Linked DNA regions of Mus musculus: region 2 is linked to region 1. A link is a loop called in an ENCODE intact Hi-C map of the cell type or tissue named here. Cell type or tissue: heart. All regions are shown on one strand. Links, peaks and the distances in the headings refer to the core of each region. The heading gives the core; the rest is flanking DNA.

What was found. Hi-C counts contacts between places; a loop is a spot of excess contacts. Peaks named below come from ENCODE experiments on the same cell type or tissue, not always from the same donor. Only the 100,000 strongest peaks of a DNase experiment are listed, where the experiment ranks them.
Region 2: a loop joins it to region 1, with 4 times the contacts of the local background. A loop is called at or near these places in 6 of 42 quality-filtered maps.

The regions. Positions count from the first base shown.
Region 1 is chr6:147,261,574-147,267,294 of GRCm38, reverse strand. It overlaps Pthlh (parathyroid hormone-like peptide), which reads left to right and starts at 3,282. Exons shown (of 4, transcript NM_008970.4): 1 at 3,282-3,710; 2 at 3,900-4,025. The coding sequence starts at 3,925. In heart, for the core only: a CTCF peak has its summit at 3,146; a DNase peak (open chromatin) is centred at 3,134; H3K4me3 peaks cover 1,710 bases; H3K27ac peaks cover 831 bases; H3K27me3 peaks cover 4,377 bases.
Region 2 is chr6:147,950,918-147,956,638 of GRCm38, reverse strand. No RefSeq gene overlaps it. Among named protein-coding and RNA genes, the nearest start is that of Far2, 94 kb to the left of the region's middle. In heart, for the core only: CTCF peaks have their summits at 1,201 (motif pointing right) and 3,148; a DNase peak (open chromatin) is centred at 4,828.

The sequences.
Region 1 (5,721 bases), core at 183-5,182:
ACTTTCTGCAGCAGGGCAAGAGATGTGATGACGGTGTGACTGTCCTTTGAACAGGGGGTGTCTTTGAATCCTATTTGTGGTCACATGCAAGTCCAGAGCTGTCTGCTCAAGGGAGCCAAGAACTTGACTCAGCAAAAGGCTTCTAGTGAGCAGCAGCCCAAATGATGTTCTCTGTTCCCCTCCCTTTGTCCTTCCCTCCCACCCTGTCTCCTTCCCTCCCTCCCTTCCTCCTTCTCCTCAGATATTTCCTGCTAGCCATGGGAATGAGGGTACACAAGTGTGGGACCTAGAGAACCCATTTTCCTAAGACCTTTGTATCTCAAATCATCTTGGGCTCTGAAAAGCATCTCCTAGCTGGGTTTTCAGGTCATGTTTGGAGAAAGCAGAGCATTTCCAAGGTTTAAATGGATGTGGAAAAGTGTGGGGTCCACTTTTCTGGTCACAGGAGGATCTCAGCAGCCTGGCACACTCTTCAGCCCCTCCCTGGAGTGGCGTTCCAGGTATTAGCAGAGTTTTAGCCTCACTTAACCACAAGCTGATCATGAGCAGGCGACTTCCTCCTCTATGGATGTTCAAGCCTTATTCCCTTTCTTTTTGGCAGCCTTGAGCCCTAGCCTTCTCCTCCTGCCTCAGTGGGCGAGTCATCGGAGCTGTGATCCCACAGAATCAAGCGTGGATGCTACTCGAAGGGGTAACTTTTGTCAACAGCCAAGTGACCAGAGGAGAGAAAGGATGTGTACATTTGTTTGGTTTTGTGGAATTTTGGAGACCTGACTTGGAGCTACTGGCAGACAGATGTGAGAATTGGTGGCTAGTCCAAAGCATTACTCAAACGCATAAATCAAATGTTTATTTCTTTGCTTATTGTTTGGCTCAAAAGGAAGACAGAGGAAGTACAGAATACAAAACTTTGAGTTTTCCACTAGCTTCTCTCCATAGAGGAAACACGCGGGTAATACCTATAAACTGGTGACCACCGTGAACTTATGGGTGCGAGGCCCCTCCTTGAAAGCTGGATTTTGAAAACCATCATTTACAGAGTAGGGAACCTAGACACTGCTCGTGAGCTCAGCATTCCCATGAGTGTGGACTGGCAGAGGCAGACCTTCAGAACCTCTTGCTTGTCAAGGTGCGCTTGTGTGACAGGGAGCCTAAGCAAACCTGTCACCTGATCAATCACGTGACCTGTTCATAAGCCTGGGGGTTGGGTCCCCACTTTGTTTCCTTGCTGCCTTGTGACCTTAGCAAGATCGTAATCTAGATTATGATGTCATAAAACACCCTTTGCAGCCAAGGCAAAGAATCGGAGGCTGACACTAAAGATAATTTCTACATCAAGAAAGGAACTCGGTCTGCCTGGAGCAGGACCTGCTTCCTCACAACGGAAAAGACCACTTACACAAAGCTTTTCATTCATTAAAGACTTGATTTTACAAAACAAATATTTCTGAATGAGACTGACAGGATGTCCCTTCCTTGGTCAGAATGTGGAGGAGCTTGTGACTCAAGGAAAAAGTGAAGTAACACAGCATGAGAAAGTGTTTAATTCTGAGGAGATAAAGCTACTTATTCCTCATTGTCCATAGTTTCTCTATAGTTTCTCTTTGTGTTTCCAGGAGAGGAAATTCTTTTAAAATGGATGATGTTTTTCCATTAGCCTCAGAAAAGATGGTGGGTGATGGGGTAGAGAAAGGAAAAGGGGGAAAGGAGGGTCAATTTTGTCTAATTAGGAAAAAAACAACATCAATCAAAGTAGTGTATAGATTCCAGCCTTAAACGCACAGTGTGTCTAGTTTTTGTTTCAGCCTTTTATTGGGGGAGTATTTTTAAGTCAAAGTAATTTGAGACTTGGCAAAGTACCTTTGGATTTTTTTTTCTTGGTGGTGAAGCAAATATCATGTTTAACGTTAAGCAAGTCTCAGGAAACGCAGCAGAATGGTTGCTTTGTGAGTCCCTTCTTTTCCTCTCATGGGGCTCCCCACTCCAGATCAATTAGGGCTCCAGCATCTTTGGGGAAGGGTTATCACAGAGTGTCACAGGTTCAAACTTTCTCTTTTCGTGCCATGTAAACATGTCTAACAGTTACAAATTCTTAACCACTTAAAGGACGTTATGGAAATTCCCGGGTTTCTTTTTAAGGTGGGAAGAAGCCAACTTTTTTTTTTTTTTTACAAGTATGAAGTTTAAAGGAATCAAGGGAAAGAGACAAGGGCTTCTGATGAGAGGGAACCCCGCCCAAGACAGCTGAAAGCTTTAACTGCTGGCGAGCAGCAAGGCTTAGGGGAGGGGAGGGGTGAGAAGTCCTAGGAGTACCCACCCCAGAAGTCTGTAGAGCATCACAGCCCAGGTCTGACAAAGGTCTTTGAGTGACACTAGCCTCCTAGAGAGTCAGATGAAATTTTCCAGCAGTATTGTCTAGAAGGCAAACTTCTTTGAGTGGTTCCCATGTTCATTTCAGCGTGATCTAGGACCTGGGGGGAAACTAGTATTCACACACACACACACACACACACACACACACACACACACACACACACCTCTAGACCCACAATCAGTAACTCACAACTTTCTCCCCCACCCCCCACCCCCACTCCCTGCCCAGCAGCACTGAGAAGCTGAAGCAAATGGGCACTCAGTGAATCTTTATCAGGACATAGAGTAGGTTATCAGAAGAAGGTGAGAAAGAAGGACTCTGCGCATTCCAGGTCGTCTGTGATCACAAAGTGGGTCTTCTTCCTTGCTCACACACCCGTTCTAGGACCTGCTCCAGACGTGATGTCCCCAACCCTTCCCAAACAGTAAGACCCAAAATCGCCTTTGCTCTTCTGGGTGCTAGGTTTAGTCCCCTCCCCAGGAGAAGGCCACACCAGGCAGGAATGCAGTGCAATGCGAGCTTGCAAGCGAGCTTGGGACTCTTGGGATTCTCAGGCCACCCGGGGTTCCTCCTTGCTGTTTGTAGGGACCTGGACTCCTGGACCTGCCACTCAGGCGACAGCAGGCCGGTTCAGGAGGAGGAGAGCGTCAGATCGGCCCACGCGGGCCAGGACTGGGGTGGGGCTCCGTGGCTCCGGGCTCCCCTGTGCTCCCCGCCCCCGCCGGCCCGCTCACCCCTGCCTGCTCCGCCGGCGCGCGTTCCTCGGGCGCCACCTCTTTGCGACTCGCTCACTTCTCAGCAGGTTGGCCCCGGAGCGTGTGAACCTTCCAGGGCTGGGCTCACAGCTACTCTCCAACCTGCGCCGCCCCAGCTGGGCCGCTCCGCCCCGCTGCCGGAACCCGCCCTCGCGGCCACCTGGCCCTCGCATCCACGACACGCGCGCCTGCAACTTGTTCAAGGGCGTTGTGGAATCAACTTTCCGGAAGCAACCAGCCCACCGAAGGAGGTAGACCGACAGCTATGTATATATACGCGCTCTGCCGCAAGTGGCTGTGCACCCAGAGGCCCGGTGCGCAGGACAGCTGACTCCTGAGGAACACCCGCGTTTGAAGAGGGGTTTGACCTGCCCCACGACCCAGAGTGCTGCCGCCAAGACTAATTAGACATTGCTATGGGAGCCACAGCAACGCGCCACGCATCCCCGACGCCTATGTAAAACGCCCGGTTTTCGCTCTTCTTTCAGAGGAAGCTCTCTGATTGCTTTTTCCCCTCTCGGGTCCCTTTTTGCCTGTGCGGTTTGAGAGAGGCGCAGTTAGAGGCGCTGATTCCTACACAAGTAAGTGCTCAGGGGCTCGGAGACACTTTTTTGCTTTCTTTTTCTTGTTTTCTTTTTTCCTCCTAACTTGTGAGATGCCCTCGACTTTGGAGTGGCTGTTGGGAAGCCACGGGGTTCCAAAAGAGGGAGCGGGGCAGTGCGAGGAAGAGATGGAGAGCCGGGACTGACCCTCGGGTTCCACTCTTGCAGGTCCCCAGAGCCAGCGAGCGGCACGATGCTGCGGAGGCTGGTTCAGCAGTGGAGTGTCCTGGTATTCCTGCTCAGCTACTCCGTGCCCTCCCGCGGGCGTTCGGTGGAGGGGCTTGGCCGCAGGCTGTAAGTACCGGTCTTCCTCCTGGGGTGAGGGGTGGGGAAGACCAGCGCCAGCTGAGGCGGGCGATGCTGAGGAAGCCTAGGGGTCCCTGATGGTCCCAACCTGAGTTGGACACAGTCACGGGGTACCTGCTAGCAAGGGGCTGAGCCCAGGAAAGCCATCTAGAGAGCTGGTGAGACCCCAAAATGGACAGGCACGAAACAAGTTTGATGTGCCTTTCCATAAGAGGGAGTCTTTTTCAGAACCTGGGCCGGCAAGATATCTGTCTGCAGGGAACCACCAAAGTTACTTTATCCACCGAGAGGTTCTGAAACTCAGCAGGAAACTGGGGGATTCAGGAACTGTCTGTGTGCCTCTGTGTGTGTCTGTGTGTGTCTGTGTGTGTCTGTGTGTGTGTCTGTGTGTGTGTCTGTGTGTCTGTGTCTGTGTGTGTGTGTGCGCGCACACAAGCGAGTGGATATGTCTAAATGTGGGTGGCAGTCTGTGTGTGAAAAGCAAAAACGTTGTGTCTAGTTTTATTATGAATGACATAATTTTAAGCATATAAAACAGGACTGTGTTACATAACAAAGCATATTATATAATTTAGTAGTAACAACTTTTTAATGGCAAACGTCCAACTTTAGTATCGATACCATTCAGGAAGGCGGGTGTGCTTGTCTCCAAAATGGACTTTAGGCGTGGAAACTTTCTTTTTCCTGGAATTATTGCTAACGGTTCTTTAATCCGGAGTCGAAATATTTGCATTGTGGTCTGAAAGCTTGTAGTTCGGCATTCTCAGCTGGTGGTTGAGTTTTTGATTTCTTAAAGAGTGATTTTGACTTTGAGATAAGAATACATCTAAGAACACCAGCAAAATATCGCCGCAGTGTTTGGGAAGTAGTAGGCATGCTTGAATCTGTCTGTCTCATCGATGTCGATGTAATACCGTCTAGGGCTGCTCTCTTAGCACAGACTCTGTTCAAGATGGGAAAACCATAAAGTTTAAGAAATGAGTCGTTTGGCTCTGGAGAAGGCATTAGGAGGACTTGCTCACCTCACAAGAGAAGCAGCAATATCTACCTAATATTTACAGTCAGGTTCCTGGTGCTTCTTGTAAACTCCCGAGGGTATACAAAAAGGCGACTGTTCAGCGCCTGCTTCTGGTCTATTCTTATTAGTTCGGCAGAAAATCTTTAAATGAAATTACTTTAGACATGTCTGGATCTTGGCACGAAAATGAAACTCTATTATGAATCTCCTAAGGCAAGTTGTGTAGAGCATTGTACTGGAGATAAGGCAGCATTGTCCCAAGAGTGAGTGCACTGCTGGCTTACTTCTCGAAATTGTCTTGAGACTTTTCCCTCATTTTTGAGACTTGTGTGAAATTCAATTACCTAACATCCAAATATAAATACAGATGAGCTGAAATTTTTTTTTAAAAAAAGCACACTTACATACTGTATTTATTTGGATAAGAATTTCTGTCTTGGAACAGAGCCAACTTTTTCTTTAAAGTTGCTTAATACCTATTTTCTCTTTTGAGAGAGAGTAAATGAGCCATGCTTGAGTCTACAATGACGGAATAAAAATAGCACTAAGCTGTCCTTACAGCTGTTTTTAACTCTTTCTTTGTTGCATATTATAGAACTACTCCTCAGAAACCATTCGGCAGCTAGGGACTCTGCTCTCGTTCTGTTTGTAGGTGAAATATAATAG
Region 2 (5,721 bases), core at 472-5,471, 690 kb before region 1:
ACTATATATATGACAGAAAATTAATTTTAATTTTAATGCTACAATATCTATTAGTTCCCCAGGTGACTTTTCAGTTAAATCTTCTGGAGGTAGAAGATTGAAAAGGAGAAAGGAGAGAGGAAGGAAGAGAGGGAAGAAGGAAAAGAGAGAGAATATTAACTTAGCTTTCCACTGGGGTGTGGGAGTATCCCAACAACCACAGCAGGTGCTAAGGAAACATTTGTCATGAAGTCATTGCACATAATCATCTTTTACCTCATATCAATAGACCATGTGTTAGAGAGACCACCAGTTAGGAAGAAGAAGACCAAAGAGGCAGTCACCAAACACTGGGTAAGAAAGTCACAAAAGGAAATAACAAAGAGAACCACATTTATAAAGTCCACCAGGAGTGGTACAACTAAAAATCACACTTGTGGAGGAAGCAGTTGTCCCAGATACCTGGCTACATCTCACTGAGCTCTCAACTGCACATGTGCATGTGCACACACAACACATATACACACACACATACACATATTTACACATACACATATATACACACATGCACAAATACACACACATACATATAATACACACATGCACAAATACACACACATACATATAATACACATATATGCACATATATACAAACTTTCACACACATACATACACATACGCATATACATACACAAATACATACACATACATCTACATACACATACACAAATACACACATACATATACACACACACACATATACATACACACGCATACATACATATATACACATTATACACATATAAACAAATATATGTGTGTACACACATACATATATAAACAAATACACATACATATATGCACACACATACATACACACATATGTATACACACACATACACACACACACACACACACACACACACACACACGAACACAGACACACACAGACACACACACACTCGGTAGCTGGGCAGGTAGAGAGGGATGTGGAAACCCTGCGTCTGAGGAGAGGAAGAAGCAGAACAAATTGGGTTGTCTGCCATCCCATATATGGCTCTCTACAGTCATGGAATAGCAGGATTCTATCCTGCCCACCCCTACCCCCACCCTCTGAGACACTTTCTCTTAGATGCTGTGACATGGGATATTGGCTGTGTGGTTGACGGTTGACTGAATCATTTCTGAGGGACTGGAGCCTGAGTGCTCAGTTTTTCTGGTAACCACTGGAGGGCCCCAAAGGTAAGTTTATAGACAATCACCAGGTATTACTTAAACGCTTTTTTTTTTTTTTTTTTTTTGCTTTGGTTTTTGGCTCCTTCTGAAGTTTGATCAGCTCCAGGCCTTTGGGGAGTTGGTGAGCAGCTATCTAACTCTTAAAAATGAGAGATGAATAACATTTGGCTGGAACAGACTTGAGTCAACTTTGGGCAGAGGTCACACGAGGATCTTGCCACACAGTTCTCTATGTAACCCTGAGGCCAGGCCGCCCACAATGTGCTTTGTGGACATGTCCTGAGCCCACACAGAGCTCCTTCAATCCACTTGCACCTTGACCCACAGCACTGTATATGTATTGTGTCAACTGCATGGATCACCAACCCCTCCTGCTCTCTGCTTTGGACTCTGTCCCAGGAGCCAGGCAAAGACTGAATTCACTCCCTGCTGGAGCCTGGAAATATCTCCACAGAAGACCCCTGAGGTTTTTATTCTCATTCTATCCTAAAGCAGGGAGCACTCTCAAGAAAGATGAAGGAGGTTTGGGTTCACAGGCACATGGGGCTACAGGGCTTCTACCCTGCATGAGGCATTCAAAGTTTAAAATACAGAGTGATTGCCATGGCGAGCCCCACAGAGGAGATGTCAGAATTTTGTTTCTAAGCACAAAGAGACTCTGAGCCAGTTCCAGGGGTTTTCCTGCCTCTGTCTCCCCTGCAGGAGAAAGAGAGAACAGGTGTGCTCCACTGAACTTGGACTGCTCTCTCTCCCTCCCTCCCTCCTTCCCTTCCTCCTTTTCTTCCTTCCTTCCTTCCTTCCTTCCTTCCTTCCTTCCTTCCTTCCTTCCTTCCTTCCTTCCTTCCCTTCCTCTTCTCTCTCTTTTTTCTTTTTCCTTTTTTAACATGTGCTGAGAATCTAGCTCAGTCTTCATGTTTATGCTGAGTCATTTCCCAGCCTCACAGTGATTTAATGTTATGAACCACAAAAGTGAGAGACAAACCTCAAGAGTAGAGTAGACAACTCTACTCTTGAGTTGAGTGGGTGTCCCTCCTGGTTCAGGTTCAGGCTCAGGGGTCCGGTTATAAGTCACACACCTACAGGCCAGGTAGTCATTTCCAGTCTAACAAAGAAATGAGAAGAAATGCTGGTCTATAAGTCTTGCTTCTAGTGACAGCAAGCTCCACCAATTTCCATAGCTCTTGGAAGCCCATGGTTTGCCGTTCTTACACATGACCTGGTTCTGCTTGGATGGCATGGGAAGCTAGCTGAATCCATTTCTTGTCTGAGCCACCGTCTCGGCCAAGTGACAGGGTGAAAAGGCCCTTCAGACATGGCCCAGAATCCAAGCAGCTGTCTCTACTGTCTAAGTATTAATGGCTTAGTTCACTCACAGAGGAGAGAGGCATGTAATGCCCAACAAGCTTAGCCTGATCTGGGGTTCAATTTGAGTTAATCGGCACTGCTTCTGGAATATGCCTATGTGGGTTTTTCTCAGTAAGTGCAGTCAGCAAGTCTGAACGGAGCTCTCCTATGCCGACCCACACAGATCAACTTGGACTTTGCGACATTGCATCATCATAAGAGGACTTCAGGGTGCTCTGAGCCAAGTAGAATTGGCTAAATGGTTAACACATGACTTTAGGAAAAAGCATGGGCACTTCTCAGAGGACGATGGGGCTAAAAACACTGTGGCTACCTCATCTCAAAACCTGAGTGAAATTAAGCCCAGAAACCCTTCATTTCTCAATCATAAGTAAGGATAAAAATTATAAGCAGGAACTAGGATTCATGGGAGACAGAGCCACAGAAGAATCTTTTGGCAGCTTACCAGGTCCTCCTGATAGATGTATTTGAATGTAAACATGAGCTTTGAACCCAAGATGTAAAATGGGGCAGAATTGTTGCCAGTTAAATAGAAAGAAGGTAAATCACCGACATTCTTCACACTTCCGTTAGAGGGCATTCTTGCCTCACAGATGCCTGGGTGTGTTTATCACAGAGAGTGTTTTCTTCCAGGTCTGCAGGTCTGCATTATAGGTGGTCTAAACTGGCAGACTCCATGCCAGGCAAGGCACGCAAAGCTGGGGGGGGGCGGATAATGTGACATTTCTTCCTGCTTTCACATACCCAAGGTAATAGAAATCAGCTTGGCTCAAAACTGTGCTCCTGAGCTCCAGTTCTCCACTCTGTCCCCAACCCCACCCCCACCCCCACCCAGACCCCAAACCTTGTGCACTGCACTGCCAGGGACTGCCAGAGCCTTCCCCAGGGAAGCTGAAATCATGAGAGCCGCTTGATTATTCAGGGAGATTTTGTAAATGCAGCCAAGGAACAGGAAGGTGCCTCAAGTCCTGGGGGAGTGAGGGGCTTTCCTCTCCCTGGGCAGTCACCAGGGCCGCACATAGGGAAGAAAGCCAACAGAAAGCCGTGCATCTTTTGTAACTCCAGAATACCCCAGTGCCAGGATGTCTCCCAGGCAGAGGCTTCCCGAACTCTGAGGCCTCCCACAGGCCAGGCTTCTGTGTGTATGTGAGAAAGGAGCATATGTTGAGTCATACACATACCCACCTAAAGGAGAACGCAGAACACCGTGGCTCTAGAGTTGTTTGTAGAGTGCTCAGTTCTAAAGCCTTAGGCATGAGAATTGGTGTGAACCATGGTGTTGATCTCTCCCAAGGCCTGGCATGATGATGCTTGCTGCCACTGCTTCCAAAGTCTGGCATGATGATGCTTGCTGATGCTGCAGTGAGCAGAAATGCCTAAATACTAAGGGAAAGGGAAACACTTTGTGTGCTGACCACAATGTGGTACTGAGGCACAGGTGGGAGAGGATGAGACATGGGACCAGGAAGCTGCCCCTGTTACATAGGCATACAACCATTGGGTCCTAAACACAGAAGAGAGAGTCCCTTGGCCTTTAACACTGGAGGAGTGCAGGGTAGAGCAAGAAACTTGGGAGTTCTCAAGGCTGACTCTCAACTGCCTCAGTCCAGTTCCCCGTGTTTATGCTTGTAAACAGAAAAGCAGATTGACACAACACTGAGGATAACCTCCTCTACCCTTCTCCTCTCACTCTCCAAACACACACACACACACACACACACACACACACACACACACGCACACACACACATGTATACACATACATGCACATATACACACATACACATGTGCACACACATTCACACATATACACAGGAACACACATACATATGTGCACACACATGCACATATATACACATACACACATATACATGCACACACACATACTCATGTGCACACACATTCACACAGATACACATGTACACACATGCACATGTATACACATATATACACATATACATGCACACACATACTCATGTGCACACACATTCACACACATACACATGTACACACATACACATGTGTATACACACATGCACAAACATACACATATATATGCACATACACTGATGTATGTGACAACTTTGGGTGTCATTCCTTGTTTTTGTGATCTTTGTTTTTGAAACAGAGTTTCTCATTGAATCTCACCAACTAGGTTAGGCTGGGCAGTGCCCCAAGTATCTGCTTGTCTGAGCTGGGATTTCAAGAATGCTGCCCATGTGATTACTAAACCCTGTGCTTGGGCAACAAGCACTTGACCAACTGACCAGCTCAACACCCTGGCTCAACAGTGAGGACTTGGTGTCAAGGCAGTAGCTAGGATTTACCAGTGTTAGAGCATTATTACAGAGAATATTTATCTTCAGGTGACTATAGAAAATCATGTCAAAACAGTACTAGGGGAAAAAAAGCTTTTATGAGATTCTTAAAGTACAGAACTGGCAGAGGACCCACAAATGCCAAGCGAACCTGAATGACTCAGTGTCTCTCTAATGGGCTTAGGTTGGAGACCCTGGGCAGGAAAATAAAGCCTTCAGCAAGCACTTGGGAGGGCAGGGCCCTTGGCAAGGTCCTCATGTAAAGTCATCCCATAATTATAGTCTTGGAGGAGAGAGCCTTGTTCTCTCCCTGCACCCTGTAAGCCCCTGGGTTTTCAGCTAAGTCTTCTGGCCTTGCTTTCATTTGGGTTCTGTAGCAACACAGCACCTTTGGCCCAAACCTCTCCCTTTCTATTTTTAAAAAAGAAAGGACTTAGGAGTCCTGGGGAACCTGTAATTGACAAAGCACTTAGAGTCATCAAATCCACCCCCAAGGCATGGATGCAGCCAGGCTCCTGCTGCAGATTTTAATGTCTTACCACAGCACTAAGGGCTTCTGTTATGTGCAGTCTGGTCACCATGGTTCCCTGATCGCTGGTGTTTTATATCTCACCTAAAGTAGAGGTGGGCGTGCCCAGAGTGTTTTGAGCTTGTGTTGAGAAACATGGCAGGACTTGCCAGTATAGAACCCTCTGGAACCCTGTGGACTTGGAGCTGCAGGTAGGATGCCAGACACTTTTTTTTTTTTTTTTGTCTTTGAGGTTCAAGTTCTTTTTAACTTTTGGAACACACAGGACATCCTCTTTCTAACTGATGTAGGGAG